Linked DNA regions of Homo sapiens: region 1 is linked to region 2. Evidence: chromatin loops called from intact Hi-C (ENCODE). Cell type or tissue: breast epithelium. All regions are shown on one strand. Links, peaks and the distances in the headings refer to the core of each region. The heading gives the core; the rest is flanking DNA.

Evidence for each region. Hi-C counts contacts between places; a loop is a spot of excess contacts. Peaks named below come from ENCODE experiments on the same cell type or tissue, not always from the same donor. Only the 100,000 strongest peaks of a DNase experiment are listed, where the experiment ranks them.
Region 1: it touches region 2 in a loop (8-fold over the local background); 1 of 110 quality-filtered maps calls a loop at or near these places.

What each region holds. Positions count from the first base shown.
Region 1 is chr17:6,957,116-6,967,473 of GRCh38, reverse strand. No RefSeq gene overlaps it. Among named protein-coding and RNA genes, the nearest start is that of ALOX12, 34 kb to the left of the region's middle. In breast epithelium, for the core only: no CTCF peak of the experiment used is centred there; no DNase peak of the experiment used is centred there.
Region 2 is chr17:6,888,220-6,898,577 of GRCh38, reverse strand. LOC124903908 (a long non-coding RNA gene) reads left to right here and starts at 3,632. Exons shown (of 2, transcript XR_007065597.1): 1 at 3,632-3,713; 2 at 4,022-5,338. It also overlaps the pseudogene ALOX12P2. RefSeq lists enhancers at 3,897-4,396, 4,397-4,898. In breast epithelium, for the core only: no CTCF peak of the experiment used is centred there; no DNase peak of the experiment used is centred there; H3K4me3 peaks cover 1,247 bases.

The DNA.
Region 1 (10,358 bases), core at 2,264-7,263, 70 kb before region 2:
TGCAGCCAAGCACGCAGCACTTTGTGTGGAGAAGCTGTTGTGCGTAGAGTAGTTGTTGAGAGCGCAGACCATGGATCCAGACCACCCGTGTTTGCAATTCTGTCTCCGTTATTACTAGATGTGTCATCTTGGGAAAGTTATTTCATCTTTGTGCCTCAGTTGCTTCATTTGTAAATTGTGAAGAAAAGTACCTACCCTGAATGATTTTTGCGAAAATTAAAGGTCAATACAAGTGAAATGATCGGAATAGTAACTAGTAAGCACTGGTTTAGTGTATGATAATAACTACTATTATTATGACCCACTGTCTACTGGGAAAAGAAGCCTTGCAGTGAAAACACAAATAAAATGTGTAAGAATCCTGACTGGCATGGCCAGGTGCGGTGGCTCATGCCTGTAATCCCAGCACTTTGGGAGGCCGAGGCGGGTGGATCACCTGAGGTCGGGAGTTTGAGACCAGCCTGACCAACATGGAGAAACCCCGTCTGTACTAAAAATACAAAATTAGCCGGGCGTGGTAGTGGGCGCCTGTAATCCCAGCTACTCGGGAGGCTGAGGCAGGAGAATCACTTGAACCTGGGAGGCGGAGGTTGTGGTGAGCTGAGATTGCTCCATTGCACTCCAGCCTGGGCAACAAGAGCAAAACTCTATCTCAAAAAAAAAAAAAAAAAAAAAAAAAAAAAGAATCCTGACTGAAGCCTAGGAGCACAGAGATTGGAAGAGTCAGGGGAGTTTTCAATGAGAAGTTAATACTGAAGTCTTTAGACTACTTTTATTCAGGTATGATTGATATGAAAAGCTATTCCTATTTAATTATCACATATCAATGAATTTGCAGTTAAATATATGCCTGTGAAACCAACACTACCATCAAACCCATCGTCATCTCCCAAAGTTTCCTCCTGTCCCCTTCTGTGATAATGATGATGATGATGATGATGATGTGTGGCTCTTTTTTTTTTTTGGCAAGAACACTTACCATAAAATCTACTCTTTTAGCAATTTTAAGTACAAAATACAGCATCGTTAGCTACAGGCGGTATGCCATATAATAGATTTCCAGAACTTATTTATCTTGCATAATTGAAGCTTCGTACTCTGTAATTACCACTTCCTCATTTTCCCCTCCCTGCATCCCTTGTTTTTTTTTTTTTTTTTTTTTTTTTTTTTTTGAGACAGAGTCTCACTCTGTTGCCCAGGCTGGAGTACAATGGCATGATCTCAGCTCACTGCAACCTCTGCCTCCTGGGTTCAAGCGATTCTCCTGCCTCGGCTTCCTGAGTAGCTGGGACTACAGGCACCCGCCACCATGCCCAGCTAATTTTTGTGTTTTTACTAGAGACGGGGTTTCACCATGTTGGCCAGGCTGGTCTCGAACTCCTGACCTCAGGTAATCTGCCCACCTCGTCTTCCCAAAGTGCTGGGATTACAGGCGTGAGCCACCGCGCCTGACCGACATTTGTTATTTTTGAATTTTTGATAATACTCATGCTAACAGGTATGAGATTATGTCTCACTGTGATTTTGATTTGCATTTCCTTGATGATGACTGATGTTCAACACCTTTTTATATACCTGTTGGGCATTTGTATGTCTCCTTTGGAAAAATGTTTATTCAGGTATTTTGCCCACTTTAAACATCAGGTTTTTTTTTTTTTTTTTGCTGTTGAGTTGTATGAGTTCCTTATACATTTGGAATATTAACCCCTTATCAGATACATGGTATGCAAATGTTTTCTCCCATTCTGTGGTTGCCTTTTCATTTTGTTGATTGTTTTCTTTGCTGTGTAGAAACTTTTTAGTTTGATATAATTCTATTTATTTTTGCTGTTGTTGCTTGTGCTTTTGGTACCATATCCAAAAATGGATATGGATTTTGATGGACCCCCCAAATTATTGTCAAAACCAATGTCATAGAGCTTTCCTGTATGTTTTCTTCTAACATTTTTATGATTTCAGGTCTTACATTTAAGTCTTTAATCCATTTTGAGTTGACTTTTGTGTATGTTATAAATAAGGTCTAATTTCATTTTTTTAATGTTTATGTTCAGCTCTTTTGTTTTTGCTCACAATTTCTTTAGATATTAGAAGTCTTTTGTAGCTCAATACAAGTTTTAGGATTTCTTTTTTCTATTTCAGTGAAAAATGCCATTGGAATTTTGAAAGGGGTTGCAGCGAATCTTTAGATCACTTTGGGTAGTAGAGACATTTTGATAATATTGATTTTTCCTATTCATGGACATGGGATTTTGTGGAATAGGTTTACTGTGCACTGATTACCAACTTCCCTGAGTCCAGTAAGACTGAACACACTTATACGCAGCAAATTAAATATAGTGGATTTATTACCTACAGATAGGCAGCAAGGGACAACAGAAACCCAGTGTTCATTGCAAGCATTCCCGGAGTCTCTGGAAAACTGCTTGTGGTGGATGGAGTGTCATATGTGCATGCTCCACCTGCATTGCAGCTGAGGGACCTCCTCAAAAAAAGCAGCCTGCCCTGGCTTTTTTTTTTTTTTTTTTTTGGAGACAGAGTCTCACTCTGTTGCCCAGACTGGAGTGCAGTGGCATGATCTTGGCTCAGTGCAACCTCCGCCTCCTGGGTTCAAGGGATTCTCCTGCCTCAGCCTCCTGTATAGCTGGGACTACATGAGTGTGCCATCAGGCCTGGTTAATTTTTGTATTTTTAGTAAAGATGGGGTTTCGCCCTGTTGCCCAGGCTGGTCTCAAACTCCTGGCCTCCCAAAGTGCTGGGATTACAGGTATGAGCCACTGCACCTGGCTGGCTTTTTTTTAATACCCTGGGGTATGTGACATACTGGGCTAAATCACTGAAGGACATCTTATTTCTAGGGGAGACTGGAATAGAGCCTGGGCTATTCTGGCCAACTCCTTATCTCAGGATGGCGAATTCCCAGCACATTTTATAGTTATTCTTGGGAACTACAAGCAAGAAAGGGGAAGAACTAAGTCAGTGCAAGTCTACCTCCTCCCTAAATAACTGTCCTGCAGATATCTTTCCATTTATTTGTGACTTTCCAATATATTTCATTAATGTTTTATAGTTTTCAGTGTATAGGTCTTTCACCTCCTTATTTAAGTGTATTCCTAAGTATTTTATTCTTCCTGATGTTATTGTAGATGGAATTGTTATCTTAATTTCTTTTTTGGATAGTTCGTTGTCAGGGTATAGAAATGCTACTGATACTGTAGGTTGGTTTTTGTATCCTGCAACTTTACTGAATTCATTTATTAGTTTTAGCAGTTTTTTTGGTGGAATCTTTAGGGTTTTCTACATATAAGATCATGTTAGCAAATGAGACAATTTAACTTCTTCCTTTTCTATTTGGATGCCATTTCATTCTTTTTCTTGCCTAATTGCTCTGGCTAGGCCTTCTAGTACTATGTTGAATAGAAGTGGTGAGAATGGATATCCTTGTCTTGTTCCTGGTCTTAGAGGAAAACTTGACTTTCACTGTTGAGTATGATGCTAGCTGTGGGCTTGTCATGTATGGCCTTCTTATGTTGAGTTACATTGTTCAGTACTTAATTTGTAAAAAGATTTTATCATGAAAAGATGCTAAGTTTTGTCAGATGCTTTTCTGTATCTATTGAGATGATCATTTTTATCCTTCATTCTGTTACTGTAATATGGATCACATTTATTGATTTGTGTATTTTGAACCATTTTCGCATCCCAGGAATAAATCTAACTTGATCATGGTGTATTATTCTTTTAATGGATTGTTGAATTTTGTTTGCTAGTATTTTGTTGAGGATTCTTGCATTTGTGTTTATCAGGGATATTGTCTCGTATTTTTCTTTTCTTGTAGTGTTCTTATCTGGCTTTGGGATCAGGGTAATGCTGGTCTTGTAGAAACAGTTTAGAAGTGTTCCCTCCTCTTTAATTTTTGGAAAAAACTGAGAAAGATTGGCATTAATTCTTTTTAAAGGTTTGTAGAATTCACCAGTGAAGCCATCTAGTCTTTGTTAGTGCTCTGTTCAGATTTTGTATTTCTCCTGACTTAGTTTTTGTAGGTTGTAAGTTCTGAGAATTTATCCATTTTTTTATGCTACCCAATTTGTTGGTGTATAATTGCTCACAGTAACCTCTTCTGATCCTTTGTATTTTCATGGTATCAGTTGGAATGACTCATCCTTCATATATAATTTTATTTATATCTCATCTCTTTCTTAGTTTAGCTAAAGGTTTGTCAATTTTGTGTTTTTCAAAAACCCAACTCTTTGTTTCATTGATTTCTCTTTATTATTTTTCTAGTCTCTATTTCATTTATTTCTGGTCTAAATTTTATTATTCCTTTTGCTAACTTTGGGCTTTGTTCTTATTTTTGTATTTCTTTGGGGTGTAACTTTAGGTTGTTTATGTGAGAACTTTTCTTTTATTAACGTAATCATTTGTTGCTATAAACTTCCCTCCAATAACTGCTTTTGCTGCATCCCATACATCCCATTTTGGTTTTTGTTTGTTTGTTTGTTTGTCTCAAGATATTTTTGTCTCTTCTTTTAATTTCTTCTTTGACCCATTGGTTTTTCAGGAGTGTGTTGCTTAATTTCTGCATATTTGTGAGTTTTCCAATTTTCCTCCTATTATTCCTAGTTTCATTTCATTGTGATTGGAAAAGATATTTCATATGATTTCAATCTTCGTAAATTTGTTAAGACTTATTTTGTTGCTTAACATGTGATCTATCCTGGAGAATGTTCCATGTGGGCTTAAGAAGAATGTGTATTTTGCTTCTGTTGGATAGAATGTCACGTATATGTTCATTGGATCTGTTTGGTATCTAGTGTTTAATTCCACTGTTTCCTTATTTATTTTCTGTCTGGATGATCCAACCATTGTTGAGTGGGGGTATTGATTTCTTCTATTATGTATTGCTGTTTTATGTCTTCCTGATGAATTGACCCTTTTGTTAGTATATATAATGACCTTCTTTGTCTCTTATGACAGTTTTTGACCTGAAGTCTATTTTGTCACATGTAAGTATAGCCACCTTTGCTCTCTTTGGTTATCATTTTTATGGGATGTGTTTTTCATCCATTCACTTTCAGGCTATTTGTGTCCTTAAATCTAAAGTGAGTCTCTTGTAGACAGTATATAGTTGGGTCTTATTTTTAAAAGTCCATTTATTGACCCGGTGCAGTGGCTCAGGCCTGTAATCCCAGCACTTTGGGAGGCCAAGGCAGGTGGATCACCAGGTCAGGAGTTCAACACCAGCCTGGCCAAGATGGTGAAACCCCATCTCTACTAAAAATACAAAAATTAGCTGGGCATGGTGGTGGGTGCCTGTAATCCCAGCTACTCGGGAGGCTGAGGCAGAGAATTGCTTGAACCTGGGAGGTGGAGGTTGCAGTGAGCTGAGATCAGGCCACTGCACTCCAGCCTGGGTGAGACAGCGAGACTCCATCTCAAAAAAAAAAAAAAAAAAAATTCCGTTTATCCACTGTATGCCTCTTAATGAGAGAATTTAGTCTATATACATTTAAAGTAATAATTGATAGGTAAGGACTTACTATTGCTATTTTGTTAATTGTAGTTCCTTTCTTCCTCTCTCGTTGTCTTCCTTTGTGGCTTTATTATTATTATTGTTTGTGGTGGTATGCTTTGATTCTTTTCTTTTTATCTTTTGTGTATCTACTACAGGATTTTTTTTGTGATTACCACGAGGCTTACATAAAACATCTTGTAGTTGTAATAGTCTATTTTAAGCTGATAACAACTTAATTTTTATTACATACAAAGACTATATACTTTTACTCCTCCCCCCACATTTTATATTATTTATATCACAATTTACAGCTTTTTATATTGTGTATCGAACTATATACCATCATCATGGTATTAGAGAATTGTGAGTTTGACTATATACTTACCTTTATCAGTGAGTGTATGTTTTCATGTTGCTGATACATATTCCTTTCATTTCAACTTGAAGGTCTCCCTTTCATATTTCTTGTAAGGCAAGTCCAGGGGTGATGAACTTCCTCAGTTTTGGTTTGTCTGGGAAGGTCTTTATCTTTCTTTCCTTTTTGAAAGATGGCTTTGCTGAGTATGTTTTTGGTTGGCAGTTTTTTTTCTTCCAGCACTTTGAGTATATCATTCCACTCTATCTTGGTCTGCAGGGTTTTTGGTGAGAAACCCACTGATAATCTTGTGGAGGTTTCTTTGTATGTGTTGAGTTGTTTTTCTTTTGCTGCTTTAAAAATTCTCTGGTAAAAGGAATTTGAGGAGATAAAAAATAATTAAAACAAAACAAAAGGAAGAAAATTCTTTCTTTGTCTTTGATTTTTGACTATTTGATTATAATGTGTCTTGGTGAAGACCTCTTTATTCTCAATGTATATGGAATTCTTTGGGCTTAATGGATCTGAGTGTTTTTTTTTTCTCTTTACAGATTTGGAAAGTTTTCTGTCATTATATTTTATTTATTTATTTATTTATTTATTTATTATTATTATACTTTAAGTTTTAGGGTACATGTGCACAATGTGCGGGTTAGTTACATATGTATACATGTGCCATGCTGGTGCGCTGCACCCACTAACTCGTCATCTAGCATTAGGTATATCTCCCAATGCTATCCCTCCCCCCTCCCCCCAACCCACAACAGTCCCCAGAGTGTGATGTTCCCCTTCCTGTGTCCATGTGTTCTCATTGTTCAATTCCCACCTATGAGTGAGAATATGCGGTGTTTGGTTTTTTGTTCTTGCGATAGTTTACTGAGAATGATGATTTCCAATTTCATCCATGTCCCTACAAAGGACATGAACTCATCATTTTTTATGGCTGCATAGTATTCCGTGGTGTATATGTGCCATTTTCTTAATCCAGTCTATCATTGTTGGACATTTGGGTTGGTTCCAAGTCTTTGCTATTGTGAATAGTGCCGCCATAAACATACGTGTGCATGTGTCTTCATAGCAGCATGATTTATAGTCCTTTGGGTATATACCCAGTAATGGGATGGCTGGGTCAAATGGTATTTCTAGTTCTAGATCCCTGAGGAATCGCCACACTGACTTCCACAGTGGTTGAAATAGTTTACAGTCCCACCAACAGTGTAAAAGTGTTCCTATTTCTCCACATCCTCTCCAGCACCTGTTGTTTCCTGACTTTTTAATGATTGCCATTCTAACTGATGTGAGATGGTATCTCATTGTGGTTTTGATTTGCATTTCTCTGATGGCCAGTGATGGTGAGCATTTTTTCATGTGTTTTTTGGCTGCATAAATATCTTCTTTTGAGAAGTGTCTGTTCATGTCCTTCAATAAGCTTTCTTTCCCTTTCTCTTTCTCTGGTCCTTTTGGGATTTCTATAATATTTATATTAGTTTGCTTGATGTTTTCCCATAAGTCCAGCAGAGTTGAGCCAGCTGCTAAGATCCATGCCTGTTGTTAATGTTCATGTTCTCTCTGCAGCATTTAATGTGGGCCATGCACAGTGGTGTGTTGGGCCCCATACATGGTGGGGTGGGGCATGCAGGTTGCATAGACTCGTTGGGTGGAGGGTCCTCACGTGAGTCATCTGGTGGGATTTGTGGGCAAGTCTCCTGCTGGAGTCTGTGAGCTAAGTGGCAGAATCTGTGGTTGGTTGTTGAAACCACATGCTGGTTGCTGTGCAGTCCATTCCCTTCTCCCTGTTCCTAGATGATCAGTCATGCTGATCATCTGTATTCTGGGCAGGGAGACAGAAGTGAGCCTCCCGGGCAATGTTCTTCTTGCTGATCATCTGTATTCTGTATTCAGTGTTCTTCATGCTCATCATCTGTATTCTGTATTCAGTGTTCTTCATGCTGATCATCTGTATTCTGGGCAGGGAGACAGAAGTGAGCCTCCTGGGCAATGTTATTCAAGTCTGGGGAAGCCAGGTGTTGACTATGCTTTTACCTTCCCCTGTGGAGAGATTGAAAGCCAAAGGAGCTTCTCTCAGCACAAGCTGTGCCTCCTTGGGGGAGGGCTGATGCAGGTAAAGTGGAACTGCACTTCTTACCCTTTTCGATGCTTCCACTCTTGGGTTGATTTGCTCCAGTGGGGTGCTGGAACCTCAGCCAGACTCCAGGCCTCCCACATAATGATTCTCATCTGTCACTGCCTGCCTTAACTGGTGTTTCTATGGGGGGATGAGAGCTGGAACATCCTATTCTGCCATGTTACTGATTTCACTCCTGGACTGAATTTTGAAGAATGAACAGAACTCACTACTAGATGTATGAAGAGAAAATCGCATCCTAAACAGAGGGAACTCCAGGTACAAAGGCAGAGAAATTTAATATATCAAGGTGCTTGTGATGGACAGTTAAGTTTTTTGTGGGACTTGGATGTAGGTTTCATGGAAGGAGACAGTGGGAGTATGTAATTGGAAAGTTAGTCAGGGGCCAGATTACCATGGGCTCATATGTACAGTGAAAACTATAAAAGAAAATGGAAAACTCGTGATGACTCTGCTTATTGAACTTTACCAGCGAAGACTTTTCTTTCTATCTGAGCAGGATTTTAGACATGGATTCATCAATGCGCAGTTGCAGTACTGTACATGGGAGAAGTCAGGAGTGATAGTTGAGCTAAGAGATAGAGACATCCGTAGAGGTATGTACCGTCACAGTTTGTGAGACAGGCAATAAGAGGAGTTCATTCAACTAATTCATTCAACTAATATTTGCTAAGTATCTACCACAAACTCCCAAACTTCTAGAAATTGAAGACACAGCAGTAAACAAAGAGACAAAAATCCCACTCTTATTCTGTTACACACCATATATTTACTATATATATATATATTCTGGAGTATTTAAAAGCAAATCCCAGACATCATGTCATTTCACCTTTGAATATTTTAGTATATGTCTCTAACTGATAAGGACTTTAAAAATACATAGCCTTCATACATAACTACCATATCATTTATCATATCATAATATATAATACCATGATATTATTTAATAGTTATTATGCATTTATATTTTCACTTATGTTTAAAAATGTCTTTTTAAAATTAGTTACTTTGGGCCAGGTGTGGTGGCTCACACCTGTGATCCCAGCCCTTTGGGAGGCCCAGGCAGGTGGATCACTTGAGGGCCAGGAGTTTGCATCCAGCCTGGTCAACATAGTGAAACCCCATCTGTACTAAAAATACAAAAATTAGCCGGTCGTGTTGGCGTGCACTTGTAGTCCCAGCTACTCGTGAGGCTGAGGCAGGAGAATCGCTTGAACCCGGGAGGCGGAGGTTGCAGTGAGCAGAGAGTGCGCCATTTGCACTCCATCCTGGGCGACAGAGCGACTCTGTATCAATCCATCAATCAATCAATCAATCAGTCAATCAAATTAGGTGCCTTGAATCCAGGTTCAAATCCAGGGCCACATACTGTATTTGGTCTCTTGTCTCTATTAAAATCTAACAGTTCCCTAGCCTTCCTTTGGTATCCTTTTATGTCTCTTAAATTTTTTTTTTTTTTTTTTTTTGAGCTGGAGTCTCACGCTGGAGTGCAGTGGCACAATCTCAGCTCACTGCAAGCTCCGCCTCCCGGGTTCACGCCATTCTCCTGCCTCAGCCTCCCAGGTAGCTGGGACTACAGGTGCCCACCACCACGCCCAGCTAATTTTTTGTATTTTTAGTACAGATGGGATTTCACCGTGTTGGCCAGGATGGTCTCGATCTCCTGACCTCGTGATCCACCTGCCTTGGCTTCCCAAAGTGCTGGGATTACAGGCGTGAGCCACCGCACCTGGCCTTCAAATTTTTTTATTTTAAAATTATCATACAGTAAAATTAGCTTTTTGGTATACAGTTCTACACATTTTAACACCTGTATAGATTCATGTAACCACGACCACGGTGAGTATACACAACAGTTTTTTCACCTGTGTGTGTGGGGTAGGAGGGGATTTGGTGGTTGATCCTCTATGACACACTGTTAGGCACCCCCTTGATTGTTGCTCTATGGCTCACCTTTCCACATTGAACCTCCCAGGGCCGAGCCTTTCCAGGTTCTGCGGGGGTTTAGTGGCTCACTTGCCATTGCGTTATTCTTCTTCAGGGTAAGGAAGATTGAATTGCCCAAGCTTCCACATCGTATTGTGGAATTCAGACTCGAACCCAGGTTTTCCATCTTCAAACTTCTGTGTTTAAAATTTATTGTATAAAACTAGAAAAAACCCTGAGCACATAAGAGTACCAGAAGAACCAATTTCAGAATATAGATGCAGGATTCCTAAATAAAACAGTAACCAACTGAATCTAGCACAAATTAATGAAAAATATGTGCATGGTAGATAACTCAATACATAAATATGAAGTAAAATGAGGTACCATTTTTGTGCAGAGGTTACTAACTTGGC
Region 2 (10,358 bases), core at 3,434-8,433:
TGGCTCTCTGAAGAATGTCCACGTGGCTTCCACTACCAGTGCTCACCACCTGAGGATAACCCACAGCCATGCCAAGTTGCAGAGGGAGGGAGATGAGTATCAGGAAACTCCAGGCCTATGATCCTACTCTAGCCCTTTTAAGCAGGAAGCTCTTCAGGCATGAGGCAGGTTTGGGAGAGGCCTTCCATGGAGGAAGGAGAGCTTGGGGGAGGAATGGGAAAGGGAAACAACCCCTAGGATTCTTCCAATATTGAACCATCCTCCCCTTCACCCATCCATTTCCATACCAGGTCAAAAATTCCCCATTCGGAGACAAGACTACTCTGGGCCAGCGTGTTGATCGCCATGGTGTAGCGGAAGTGGGGGATCAGGAGCTGATTATGGAAGAAAGAAATGGGACATGGTCAAATAAGAGAGTTCCCAGCATCCATGAGGGAAGAGGATGTTAAAGGAAGTGACAGAAAAGAAGGGAGAGGATGGGTCTTTATGAAATGGAGAGACTTCTCGTTAAATTGGAGTGGGTCAGGGTAACATTTGGGAATATAGAGATGGGAAAATGTCTTCTCAGAGCATCCCGTGGTGAAAGTTTTAGGAGTTCACTTATTTCCACAGTTTCATGTCCTTGGAAGAATTCTAAAAATCCCATATCCTCGCAGGTACCCACATATGAGCCCATCCCTTTTTGCCTTCACCCTCCTATAATTATATTCCTTCTCCTCTCTCTGTCATACAAACATGTGCAATATTGGATACCCTAAAGAAAACCTGTGCTTGACCCCCACATCCTTGTCTTGCCATCTCCCTGTTTCTTGCTTTCCCTTTCACAGCAAATCTTCACTCAGTGTTGTCTTTGCTTACCCACCTCACATTTGCTGCTCACCCCCATGAATCAGGCTTCCTCCACTTCCCTGAGATGGCGCATGTCCATTTATTAACCAATGACTTCCATATTGAGAAATCCAAATGTCACTTCTCTGTAACTTTCTTGATCTCTCAGCAGCACTTGAGACAGATAATCACGCGTCCCTCTTGAAACGCTTTCTTTTCCTGGCTGCCATGGATTGCACTTTTTGATTTTCCTCCTACCTCAATGAGGTTCCTTCTCTTGTTTCTTTTCTCACTCTGCTCCCTTCTCTCAGTCTGTAAATGTTGGTTCACCCTAGAGTTATATCTCGGTCAAATTCTCTACAAACCCTAGAGAACTTCATCCAGTACAATGACTTTGATACTTTTGTTTTCTAATGACTCTAAAATCTGTATTTTCAACCTACACCTCTTCTAGGAACTCCAGACTCACATATCCAGTTGCCCTCCTGACATGTGCAAATGGGTCTTTATAGGCATTGGAAGCCCCACATGGTCAGAAAATAACTCTTGATTCTTCTCCCCGCTAAGTAACATGGCTTCTTCTCTCATCTCCTCCCACTTCTTCTTCCTCCTCATCCCAACTCATGCCCTACACTTTAATCTCACCCAATCTCAGCCATTATCCATGTTCCCTTCTTTCCTCGCCTCTTTAGATCTTTGTGGCTGTAATGTTCCACCCCTCACTTGCCCACCTGGAAACCTCCTCAGCCAAAATTTCAACTCCTTTGCAAAACCTATTCTCACTTCTCCCCCCAACTCATAGTAAGTGTGTGTCCTGGGTGTTTCCATATTACTGTGTATGTGTACGCGTGTGTGTATGTATCTGTGTATGTGTCTCCACATATAAATTGATTGCTGCTAGACTGAAATGTACAAGGTTAGACTCTTTGTAGGAGTCTGAAATATGAAGGACAGTCAGATACAGAATGACAGAGATGCTGAAGTACCTTGTAGATAGGATGGAGGCTAGGCAAGCTTCTCATTGTAGCCACAGCAATAACCTCAGCAATCAAGTGTCCCCTCAGCAGATGTGACTGTAACTGCTGCAGCTGGAAATCAGAGCTCCGGACCCAGGTCTTGGCCAGGAGCCAGGCCATGGGGGGATGCGAGGGCAGAAAGAGCAGAGGTGGGGGACATCCGTGTCAAGGTGGCTGGAGCTAGAGCAGGAGAGAGAGTGGGGGCTGAGAACTTGTGTATCTAAGTCCCTAAAGGAGATCAGTGTCTGGTAGAAAAATACCTGGGCCCTCTCACCTGGATGACCATGGGTAAGAGTCCTCCATCAGGCTGAAGCTTCAGCATGACCAAAGGGGCTGCCACGCATTGCTGCTTAAAAATGATGACATTAGGCTTGACTCCATCCAGCAAGGAGAAATCCACTTCAAACAGAGATCCAGCCTACAGGGCCAGGGGCAGGAATAGAAAACAGGGTTGGAGTTGTTTCTGGAGCTGCCCTTCTCTCATTTTCCAGGGTGGATCCTTCCTCTACCCACCCAAGTCTTTTTTACTTTAAACACCAATCACTTTCTGCAGAACCAAAAAACTGAATGCAAAGTTTTCATGACTGATGTCTTCCTTCAGACTTGGAGCTCCCTGCAGCGAAGTTTCTGGTTTTCCACCACATAAGGCCACTGCATTCTTCACGTATCCCCTCTTCTGCCAGCTTTAGCCAATGTAGCAAAAATATTTCCTTTAGCTACCCATCTCCCCCCAAAAACAGATTCAGCTTTTAGCTCTCCAAGGCTTTGTTTAGTTTTTCTTGCTATTTCTCTCCAGAAGCTTGCGCTTTTCCCTAAGGCTGATATATGTTCAATGAAGAAGGAAGAGAGGAATGTGGAGAAAGAAAAGAAGATACAGGAGGAGATGTTGTAGATCAATGTTCTCAATCAGGGGCAATTCCTCCTCTCCCCAACCCCAGGACATTCAGCACTATCTAGACACATTTTTGGTTGTCACAACCGGGGGGATGCTGCTGGCATCAATGGGTAGAGGCCAGGAATGCTACTAAACACCCTACGATCCACAGGAAAGCCCCCCCCCCCCCCCCCCGCCAGCCAACAGAGAATTATGTGGTGCAGAATGTTAATAGTGCCAACGTTGAGAAACCTTGGGTGTAGATGGAGGAGATGAGAGAAGGGGCTGGAGATGGGAGGAGAAGGGAGGTGGGGGTAATGGCTGGGATGGTGGATGGGCAGAAAGCCCAGCAGCACCTGGAGTTCTTTCTCCAGCTGGGTCTTCAAGTCTTCCATCCCTGGAGGCAGCACCAGGCAGGCTGGGAGCCTTGAAGAACACCTCAGGAGCATGGGGTTTGCACCATTGAGAAACTGGTACCCAAAGAAGGCATCATTCTTCCAAGAATCATAAACCCGCTCTAGGAACATCAATTGGGGAGCACCCTGTGAGCTCTGAGCTCCGAACTCCTAATCCCACTGATCTAATCCTCCATCCCCCTCCTTTTTCAAATCCCTGGGTTGGAAGTCTGTATATTGGTTTTGGGAGGTTGTGAAAACTGACCAGCCAGGACAGTCTTTCCATGTGGGAATATTTTTTTGAAATCTTCCAGCCTTTTCACACAATTTATGAAATCCAGTGTCCCCTTAATGGCCAAGTCCTTCAACCTGTGGAAAGAATGGAGTGCAAGAAGATCAAGGAAGCATCCCACCTTGTGCCCTAGGAAGCAAGTGCCCAGCCTCTACCTGGTACTCACCCTTTTGCTAGGGAGACATTAAAGTCTAAATCCTTATCCTCGAGGAATCGCTCGTCCCTAGGAAGGTCCGGTTGCCTATTCCCTGCTATAGGCAGGATTAACCCATCTTTCCAGGAGCCCCACCTGGAGGAAGAACACACAGGTAGGGGTAAGGAGGCAGGTGGCAGGTTTCTTGGGATCTGGTAGGGGATCAAAGACTTCCTGGGGCTCAACGGTACACCTTCCTTCTTTCCTCGAGCTCCTGTTCCCGATATTTCTTAAACAGGTTCTGGGGGTCATCACTCACGGTCCGGGCTGGGGGAGAGGGACAAGAGCACATGCCCTCCCTGGTCACCCCTCCGCGCTCGGGTCTCCCCATCAGCCACCCTCCCCCTTCACTTCTCCCCATCTCCCTCATCTCTCATTTTCCCTCTTTTACAGTAGCCTCCCCCCACCCGCTTCTTCCTCCAGCCTGCCAGGGGCTGTGCCCCTTCTCCACCGAGCTCACCAGTACCCTCAGGCAGGCAGATAATTCCGTGGCCCTGCACCCAGCGGTAGCAGGGGAAAAAGGCCTCGCCTTGGGTCCCCGGGCCCTGCACTGAGATCCACTTGCAGAACCAGTCGAGACTCAACAGCACGTTGTGTTTGCGCAGCTTCACCATCAGGAGGCGCCCCAGGTGCAGGGGGACGTCGATCTCAAACTCTGCCTCCTGCGCGACAGTACACAGCTCAGGTTTTGGGGTCTTCAGGGAGGACGGCGGGGTCGGTGAACCTTCAGAGAATCCTGGCTCCGTTTCCCCTCCACAGCACAGCCGGGGAGAGGTGGAGGTGAGGAGGAGCAGCTGGTACTGCGGGGCGCCAGCCTCCCCCCGGGCCTGCCGTGCCCACCCCAGCGGGCGTCTCTGTCCTTCCGCTCGGGCAGGAAAATGCCTCTCATCTCTCCTGTTCCTCTCGCTTTTCCTATCAGGCGCACCAAGTGCACCCGACCTCAGCCCCTACCCCGCTTCCCAGGTTTCTCATGGGTGGGGCAGCAGCACCCTCCGAATGGCCCCGGCCCCCAGTGACACCTCTGAGTCCCAGGGCCCCAGCTCTCACCGCAGTCCGCGCTCACCTTTCCCCACACCGGTGGCAGCTGCTTCCCTAGGTCTGCCTCCCCGTGCTCGCCCACCAGCCATAGCTGCACCAGGTTGGGAGAGCCCGCCAGGAGCAAATCCCCGGTGGCTACGCGGACCGTGTACTTGCCCATCTTGCCCGGAGATCCGGGGAGAAATCAGCTTTAAAAGGATCTGAGACCCAGCTCCCAGGGAACCACGCCCAGCCCAGAGTGGCTGTTGTATTTGGGTTTCAGGCTCCCCACCTCCCACCCACAGATTCCTCCCCGACTAGGAGGAACGCTGGGACTGGCGCCAGGCTAGGGTCTCTGTATCCAGAGTTTCTCCCGGCGGCTCTGGAAAGGGCAGCCTCACCCTTATTCACTTGGCAAACACTCCCTGATGCCAGTTTCACACCCTGCCATGAGCCAAACACAGCAGCCTACGGACGATGACAGCTAAACACTAGCTCCCACCCAATTTTGGTGAATACATAAATAAGATTGCCACGGAAGTGAAATGGCTTGATCATAGGGGTATTTTTCAATGGAAAGTTGACACTCCCCAGACACTCCTGCTCACCCACGGCTCGCCTCTCTCCTGGACCTCCTGGGCTATCGTGAACAGAAGGGCTTGAACAGCCCTTCCACCTCCTCATGTTGAAAGAGAAATAAAGGGCCATTGTGTTTTCATTGAATGGGGGTCCATAATAAGAGCTCTTCTAGGTCTTTCTTGCATAAGCTACATCCAGATGAGTTGACATTTATTTGAAATAAATGTCTAGAACCTAAAGGTTCTTGTGGGGAAAAAAACTAAATGCAGCCTCTATTTAGATCTTTACAGTTTTCTCAAAACCTTTTATAGTTGTATGGCTGACTCCTAGTCATCAAATTGACAGTGACTTTTAAAAGATTATTGTTTATGTAGTCATAAAATATTCAACTTATTTTTAAAAAATACTGGTATGTTTATACTCCTATTTCATTAGTTTGTCTATAAATTTCATCATTACAATAACAAATATAACTGATATAAACAGTTTTTTTTTCTTTTGAGACAGTCTTGCTCTGTTACCCAGGCTGGAGTGCAGTGGCATGATCTCGGCTCACTGCCACCTCCGCCTCCTGGGTTCAAGCGATTCTCATGCCTCAGCCTCCTGAGTAGCTGGGATTACAGGCGCCCGCTACCACGCCTGGCTAATTTCTTTTTTGTATTTTTAGTAGAGATGGGGTTTCACCACGTTGGCCAGGCTGGTCTCAAACTCCTGACCTCAAGTCATCTACCCACATCACCCTCCCAAAGTGCTGGGATTACAGGCGTGAGCCACTGTGCCTGCCATAAACAGTTTTGGAAGTTTACACAACTATTCTTGATAAACATAAAGCTCAACTGGTGGACATCAAAGTGCCGGGCAGGTCAGTTTTTTTTTTTGGAGGAGATGGACAGTGTCAGTCTCCTGATAAGTTGGTGATGGGTAGGTAATTTAAAAGCTTCTATTATAAAATCTAGTCTCTCTGACACTGCCCTGTCCACTGCAGTCACATCTCCCAATACTGAAGAATCCTGAGAATACGAGCGGTCATGACACTTACTCACGTCATTCACCAGTAAAACCCTCTATCCTTCCTCCTCAAAATCAGGAATGCTCTCCTATCCTCCCCATTGACCCCCACCCCTCACAAGCTTCACCTCCACTCTGTGCCCTACCATTATCCTCTAGAGCCTCAACTTCTCTTTGAAGAAGATCCTTCTAACATTTTGGCAACATATTCCCTCCACTTAACCTCTAATTCCCATTTTCAGTTTCAGTCACCGACCAGTGCAATAACAGCTTAGACTTCATTTGTCACTTAAAACTCACCTATAGTATATTACCCATTTTGTGGTTTATCCACTCAGCCCATGAGCCACTCTCCCCTTCCTGAAGGTTCTGACTGGAGAGAGAAGAAAGAGAGAGAACAATTGAGTTTCTGAGGGTTTTCCAGGTCCTGTGAAATCCAGCTCAATTCTCTTCCTTGGGTTCTGTGAGACACCCAAGCGGCTTTCCAATAAATCCCACTTTGTTGCTTAAGTTAGCTTGAAGTAGGCTTCTAGAACAATTAACTCTACCATATATAAGACAAAAAAAAATTCCTGTCAGAAGGGAATTGCAGTGAGTCTCAAGAGTTGAAGTATAAACATGAACTTGTGTTCCTTTTCTAATAACTCTTCCTTTCTCCTGAGTAGCGGTTTGCTTAACAGTTTCGTGGCCAACTCCACAATTTTCCAATCATTCTTGTTTAATAGTATACTCTTGTTTCAATATTCAAGATTGCTTCTTTTATAGCTTCCATATCAAAGTCCATTCTAGACTCATCTCCTTGCCTCCAGCCTCCTTTCCTAAACTATGTTCCTCTCCACCTGTCCTAACTCAAGCTAAACCTGTTTTTGAACCTAGAGGCTTACAGTAAAGGAGAGGGCTTATCTTTTTATCTTTTTTTTTAAAAATGAACTTTCCCTTTTTTCTCTCTCTTTGAGTCTCATATTCTCATACATCTCCTATGAAGGAAGCAAAGAGAGAATGAAGAAACCACTTAGTAAGTAGTCAAATGTATCTCTGCCATCTGCTACTGGCTACCTGTGTGAACATTATATGGTTCTTATAAGCAATGTTTGGTTTTCTTGGAGCAATGTTCAGCTTCATGCCTATCTTTGCTACCAAAAGAACTCCTTCTAGAATGAAATCCGTATTTCATCGGGACACTATCCCAACGTCATTTTCAGGTTGGATGTTCCATTGTTTAGCCTGGAGAAACTGCAGTCTGATGGTTTCTGCCCTTCTGCTAGTCTCCACGACCCTTCATATGGAGCCACAGGAATCCCTGACATGCTCTTGTTTACCCTTTAAGGGCTGCAGAGAAGTAAAATGAGTTGAAAATGGCCTGCATCTTCTTCTAAGGCACAATACATTATGATTATTTCAGGCTTGGCACTCTTGACCAGTGTCTCATTAAAAAATGCTCAGTGAAATTTCTTCATTCAAACAGTAGCAAACATGAGTTGCTATATTAAAATATGCTCCCAAATTCAGAAAATACATGCCAAATAGCCCCTTCTTCTCCATAATGGAGGAATAAGACTGTGCAATGCTCTATACTGCTAAGATCTCAGAACTCTTCCATAATAACTTTCAGTATTCTACACCTCAGTGATGGTACTAGGAGATTCATATTCTGCCAATTTTCCCATATCAGTCAAGGACTCAATATAAAACAGTTGGAACACTTAAATTAGAATAATTAGAGGAGGGTTTATTTACAAAGGAACAACTTATGGTGGATAGGGTGTGATGGAACCAAAAAGGGATAGTGCAGGAGCCTGAGGCTGGCAGCAGTGTAGCTGGCACCATCCCTGGGCCCAAAGGAAAGAGGAAAGAGAGAAGTAACTAGCCGAAGGGTATGAAAGCTCATAATAGTATCCTTCCAGGGAAGAAAGAAGAAAGCATAAAGATAGAAAATAGATTTAAAGAGACCAAGTAGCTGTGTTGAGGAAACTCAAATTCAAGATAACACAGAGAAGGAATTCAGAATCCTATCAGATACATTTAACAAAGGGATTGAAATAATTTAAAAGAATCAAGAAATTCTCAGGGTGAAAAATGTAATTGATATACTGAAGAGTGCATCAGAGTCTCTTAACGGAAGAATAGACTAAGCAGAAGAAAGAATTAGCTTGAAGACAGGCTATTTGAAAATAGTCAAATAAAAAAATAAAGAAATAAAAAATGAAAATACACAATCAGAAGGGACAAAAGAAAAAATAATAAAAAAGAATGAAGCACATCTATGAGATCTAGAAAACAGCCCCAAAGGGGCAAATCTAAGAGTTATTGGCCTTAAAGAGGAGGTAGAGAAAGAGATAGGAGTAAAAAGTTTAAAGGGATAATAACAGTAAACTTCCCAAACCTAGAGAAAGATATCAAAATCCTAATACAAGAAGGTTATAGAACACCAAGCAGATTTAACCCAAAGAAAACTACCTCAAGGCTTTTAATAATCAAACTACCAAGGGTCAAGCATAAAGGAAAGATTCCAACAGCAGCAAGAGAAAAGAAGCAAATAACATAAAATGGAGCTCCAATAGGTCTCACAGCAGACTTTTCAATGGAAACCTTACAGGCCAGGAGAGAGCGGCATGACATATGTAAAGTGCTGAAGGAAAAGAAAACATTTACTCTAGAATAATACATATCGTGAAAATATCCTTCAAATGTGAAGAAGAAATAAAGACTTCCCCAGACAGACAAAAGCTGAATGATTTCATCAACACAAGACCTGATCTACAAGAAATGCTAACGAGTTCTTCAATTTGAAAGAAAAGGACATTAATGAGCAATAAGAAATCATCTGAAGGTCCAAAACTCATTGGTAATAGTAAGTACACAGAAAAACACAGAATATGAAAACACTGTAACTGTGATTTGTAAACTACTCTTTTTTTTTTTTTTTTCCAGGTTCAAGTGATTCTCCTGCCTCAGCCTCCCAAGTAGCTGGGACTACAGGCATGCGCCACCACGCCCAGCTAATTTTTGTATTTTTAGTAGAGACGGGGTTTCACCATGTTGGCCAGGATGGTCTTGATCTCTTGGCAGGATGGTCTTGATCTCTTGACCTCGTGATCCACCCACCTCGGCTTCCCAAAGTGCTGGGATTACAGGCGTGAGCCACCGCGCCCAGCCTTGTAAACTAGTCTTATACTAAATAGACCAAAAGATCAACCAATTGAAAATAATAACTAAAAGAAATTTTCAAGGGATGCATAGTACATTAAGATATAAATAGAAACAACAAAAAGTTAAAATGTGGGGGATGAAGTTAAGGCATAGAGTTATTATTAGTTTTCTTTTTGCTTGTTTATGCAAGCACTATTAGGTTGTGATAACAGTGATAAGCTTAAAATAATGGCTTATAAAATAGTGCTGGAAAATCTCATGGTAACTCAAATCACAAACATACAACAAATAGACACAAAAGTAAAAAGCAAGAAATTAAATCATACCACCAGAGAAAATCACCTTTACTAAAAGGAAGACAAGAAGAAAGGACGAAGAGAAGACCACAAAACAATCAGAAAACAAATAATAAAATGGCATGAATATTACTTATCAGTAATAACATTGGATGTAAATGTACTAAACTCTCCAATCAAAAGACATAAAATGAAGATTCAGTGATCTGTCGCTTAGAAGAAACACACTTCATTTATGGAAGACACATACAGACTAAAAATGATGTAAAAAGATATTCCATACCAATGGAAACTAAAAAGGAGCAGAAGTAGCTACACTTACATCAGACAAAATAGATTTCAAGACAAAAACTATAAGAAGAGACAAAGAAGGTCATTATATAATGATAAGGGGATCGACTCAGCAAGAGGATAACAATTACAAATGTATATGCATCCAACACTGGAACACGCAGATATATAAAGGAAAGATTACCAGAGCTAAAGAGACAGACCAATAATAGCTGGAGACGCCAACACCCCACTTTTGGCACTGGAGAGATCTTCCAGACAGAGAATCAATAAAGAAATATCACACCTAATGTGCACTATAGACCAAATGGACCTCATAAATATTTACAGAACATTTCATCCAACAGCTGCAGAATACACATTCTTTTCCTCAGCACATGAATTATTCTCAAGGATAGATCATATGTTAGGTCACAAAG